Regions from separate parts of the Homo sapiens genome. Here region 1 is linked to region 2. A link is an interaction called in ENCODE POLR2A ChIA-PET data of the cell type or tissue named here. Cell type or tissue: Panc1. All regions are shown on one strand.

Region 1 (2,500 bases), 270 kb before region 2:
TTTTTTATATTAATAATTCCCCTTGCTTCTCTTCATGGCTCCTATGTGCTATGCATCTATCCATGAATTTTATACTTTATGTAATAGCATTACACTGAATGAACTTCTTTGTTCTAGCTTATTTTATACATCCCTTTTTTATTTTTTTATTTTTTCCTATATTTTTAGATTAACACATTTTGTCACATGTAACATTAGTTCTTTCATTTTCCACTGCTGCCTATTTTTCCTACGTATGACTACACCACATCTTATAATACATTCTACTATAACTGGGCATTTTTTAGTTTTCATTTGCTTTTTTCTATTATGAACAATGATACTACAAATGTTCTCTTGGTAAACATTTGCAACAGTATGCCCAGGCTGGTCTCAAACTCCTGGGCTCAAGTGATCCTCCTGCCTTGGCCTCCCGAAGTGTTGGGATTATAGGCATGAGCCACAATGGCCTGCAACAGTATCTCTTGAAATGAAACTGCTGGGTTATAATATGGCGTATTGCTATGGTTTTAATTGGAAAACCTCAGTAAAAATAGCCTCTTTTCATATTTATTGGCCATTTGGTCTTCCCAAATATGAAACTGATGTTCATGTTTCATTTACTACTTTTTCTATTCATGTTTGCCATTTTTCATATTAATTTTTAAGGTTTTAGATTTCTATGATATTAATTCTTTGTTAATGTCATGCAATGCCAAATTTATCTCCTTATTTGTGACTTGTATGCTTTCTATGATGTGCAAAGGAATATACATTCTCAATTTTAAAGTATTCAAATTTAACAAGGCAAAAAATCCAGCAATTTAACTGAACAGCCCTAGTGGGACACACTAAGAACTTTAAAGAAAGCTTTAAAGTATGAAGTTTTTAAAAGTTTACAGTTTAAAGAACTCTAAAAGAAGTTACCTTTCAGTATTTATAATATTATTATTTAATGTTATTGTTATTCTGGAACTATTATATCATAGGATTAGCAAATAAATAATTATGTTACTGTGGTTAGGAAGAAAGATTTTTTATATATAAGTAAAAAGCAATACAACTACAAAATCAAAGAAATTAAAATTAAAACCTATAATCTTAAATTTAGACAGAAAATATCAACATGAATACGTAATATATTTTTCTCCTTAAAAAATTTCCTAGCTCTTTCTATTCAAAAGGCCTAGAAACAAGGACCAACTGAGTAGCAGATCCGGTACTGACAAAGCTCAACCTTGGTGGGGGCTCAACCTTCTGTGGGGTGGGAAACATTAAAGTTAACAGTCCAACTCCATTATTACTGAGCAAGAAAATGAAAGGTGGCTTTAGAGCTAAAAGTCAATAAACTGATAACTGGCATAGGTATCAATAATAATAATAATAACTGTAATAGAATGAAACCCATCTCATGTATTTATGAGTTCACAATGATCATTTAAAAACAAACAAACAAAAACTTCATTAGTCACCAGCGAAGAATGTTAAGGAACCAGCTAGTACTTTGAAACTAGTAAACAAAGGGAAATAATTCAGCACTGACTCACTTTCCTGTAAGAACTCTATCTCAGAATAAATAAATATTCTGGGGAAAGTTCTCTTTATAAAAGTATTCTACCTATTAAGGTAAGACGTAATGATTAAAAATAGAATCATCACTATTTTGCAACCCCTAGTAAAATAAAAGCTTCACTCACTGATCATCAATGACTGCTAACATTACAAAAAGAGACAATAGAGCATTATGTATCTCCTAATAGTATTCAATACTACATATGACATATTCTTACAGAGATTTGAGTCTTAATCTAATCAAGTCTCTATGCTGAACTAACAGTTATAGATAATTCAGGACTAGAAAACAGGTTAAATGAAACCATGGGGATGCAATCAGCAAAATTCAGAATGTGAAAAATTCTACAAGACAAACAACCCAGTTTCTTCAATACCAAATTGCAAGGACCAATAAATTATAAGGCAAAAAATAGTAGAAACCTGTAGACTAAAAAAGACATATCAATCTATTGCAATCTATTTGAAGAAACTGGAAAAAAAAAGTGATGAATGAGGAAATTTGAACACTAGATATCTAACGTTAAGGAATTACTGTTAATTTTAGATATGATAATGTCCTGCTATTTATGTGTTAAAAGATATAGCCCTTATCTTTTTAAAGACACATACAGAAATCTTTAAGGACAAAAAAATATGAATCATGTGATTGAGAATTTGTTTAAAAATAATCCACAGGGAGGTATAGGAGTTACTGGAGTCGAGACAAAATTGGGTATGAGATGATTAAGTATAGCAGGTACATGGGAGTTTTATTATAAAATTCACTCTATCTTTGTATATGTGTGACTTTTTATAAATCATTTTTTTAACCACCTTCAGGAAAAGGCTATAATAAAATCAGTTATACTTGTCTGAAATGTCAGATTCAATTTATGGATCTCCCAATGTATTTATTTACACTCTCACACAGAGCTAAGCCCTTAAAACAAAAGAATGACTCTAGCGC
Region 2 (2,500 bases):
GCAAAAGAAAAAAAGACAAAATCGTAACTGAATTACTTGGTTCTCATGAGAGTCCCAAAAAGCACATTATATTTTTCAGTAATTCTTCAATAACAAGAGGCACCTCAGAAAAATTATAACAATTATTTATTAGATACCTAAATCAAGTGAAGCATACAGTTTCTTTTCTTTTAAAACAGACCATTTTCTAAACACATTTAAGTAACAGAAGGAAAATTAGATAAACTTGAACTGGCTTCGTAATTTCAAAAGCAAGCCAAAAATCTGGATTCCTCATTAAATTTAAAAGGCCCCGGACAGGCGCGGTGGTTAATGCCTGTAATCCCAGCACTTTGGGAGGCCAAGGGGGGTGGATTACGAGGTCAGGTGTTTGAGACCAGCCTGGCCAATATGTTGAAACCCTGTCTCTACTAAAAATACAAAATTAGCCAGGTGTGGTGGCGTATGCCTGTAATCTCAGCTACTCAGGAGGCTGAGGCAGGAGAACTGCTTGAACCCAGGAGGCAGAAGTTGCAGTGAGCCAAGTCGCACCACTAACTCGAGCCTGGGCAACAGAGCGAGACTCTGTCTCAAAAAAAAAAAAAAAAAAAAAAAAAAAAAAAAAAGCCCTAATTCTACAGAAAAATACCAAGCTAAACACATTATGAATATATTTCTATTTAAATGTTAACATTTTCCAAATGACCATAGCAAATAAAATGTCAACATGTATCCTGGGAACAAGGGTTTTACCCACTTTGCATCTGCATCCTTCCACTTTCTGGAGCACCTCAAAGAGCTTTTAACAAAGCCTCTCACTTGAAACATAGTTATTTAAGTGATGGCACTGCATTATCTAAATTTAACACAAAAATGCAGTTGGTAGGTATCTACAGATTATATTTGTCCCAAGTACTTCCATTACAATAAGCACTTCTCATAAAAGAGAACGCCTGCATTGGCATCGTCAGTACCCTACTTTTAGTAAGTTCTGATTTAAATGAGGAAAGCAAATAACTCCTTGTTTTTCATATTGCCAGATTCTTTATTTTTGGCTTGGTGCCTGACACATATTTTCATATAGAATGAATATACACATTCAAAAAAGTCTTTCAAACATTAATCACGTTACATTAGATTGGGGATATAGCCTTTCATTTGGGAAAAATAAGCAGGTTATATCTTAAAGATTTCTTTTTTCTGTTCTTTTAAGTAAATAGGTTTGGTATATTATTTGAACCTAGAATTAGGAGTCCCTTACTTCTGAAAAAGGCCATCGAGTTACACTATGGAACAGTAAGGCTACAAGGAACCCAACCTCTTAGAGTGGATTATTTATACCAATTGCCCTGAGTTAATACAGATAATCATAAAATATGCATTAATGACTACATGAATTGCTAAGAATAATTAACAGTTTAAAGAATCACACGATCATTGTCAAAATGAAAGAAGTATCTTTATTAAATCATCCATTTCAACATATAGAGAAAGAGAAATTATAGCAAAGGGCTGAATCTCGACCAGTATTTTAAGAACTTACCTAGTTGTTTGACCATTTGGTGAGGTATAACTGATAGAAGACACTCCTGCCTGCACAACCAACTGGGACCCATCATTAAACTGAACCCACACAGCTCCACTAGTTAACTAGAAAAATAATAAGCATGGGTAAGAACAGGCACAGAAAAAAAAAAAAACAGCAGTAGTAGCACACAAAATTACTATACAGTAGAGGGTTTGTGGTTCTGTATTAATATTTAACATATTTAACAGGTTTTCCACAGTTAAAAAAAAAACTCTCTAAGTGACTACAAATTTGGGGCTACGATGGCAGAGCACTGAGAATATTCATGTCTTTTTCAGATTATTCCTTTAATAGCTAAGGTATTACAATATTAAAATTATTAGAAAGTGAATCCTGTTTCCCATTAATTTCCATTAGGATTTCTAAGTTTTTTGGTTGTTGGTTTTTTTCCCCCACAAGAAATATTTAGTATTTCTTAACAAGAAGAGATTTAGGGAATAAAAGCAACATTTTCTTTGTCCTTAAGCCACAAGAATTTCTTTCCTGGCCTGAGAATATTACATTTTAGCCTCTGAAACTTCTTCCTTTAGTCATTAATAGTCACAATGTGTCACTCAAAATGGAGAAGTGCATAGTACATGGACGCCAAATCAAACACACCTAGGCTTACATCTAGACTCTGCCAACTTAAGAGTACAGTGTAGGATTGTGCAAGTTAATCTACCATTATGAAGCATAATTTTACTATCTATAAAAGGAGATACAACTTTACTAGGTTATTTTGGGGGATAAACTAGACAAAGTATGTGAAAAACATGGTAGGTACCACAAAGCAGGTGCTCAACAAATGTTACCTACCCCCATAAAGTACTAGGTTGCATTTACTTCACTGTTAAGTAAAAGTACATGTGTCAGGCTCAGAAGTCTCTCCAAGTTTCAAGATTTTAGATAATATACACATATAGGTTCACAACTACATAAAATTCTATAAGT

The links. ChIA-PET counts read pairs that join two places held together with the same protein. Peaks named below come from ENCODE experiments on the same cell type or tissue, not always from the same donor. Only the 100,000 strongest peaks of a DNase experiment are listed, where the experiment ranks them.
Region 1: POLR2A ChIA-PET joins it to region 2 with 6 read pairs; 2 of 35 experiments call an interaction of 5 or more read pairs at or near these places.

The regions. Positions count from the first base shown.
Region 1 is chr4:128,162,632-128,165,131 of GRCh38, reverse strand. All of the region lies in intron 12 of LARP1B (La ribonucleoprotein 1B), which reads right to left. Among named protein-coding and RNA genes, the nearest start is that of LARP1B, 100 kb to the right of the region's middle. In Panc1, no CTCF peak of the experiment used is centred here; a DNase peak (open chromatin) is centred at 1,461; H3K4me3 peaks cover 205 bases; H3K27ac peaks cover 2,398 bases.
Region 2 is chr4:127,895,930-127,898,429 of GRCh38, reverse strand. It overlaps PLK4 (polo like kinase 4), which reads right to left. Exons shown (of 16, transcript NM_014264.5): 15 at 1,523-1,629. Among named protein-coding and RNA genes, the nearest start is that of PLK4, 16 kb to the right of the region's middle. In Panc1, no CTCF peak of the experiment used is centred here; no DNase peak of the experiment used is centred here.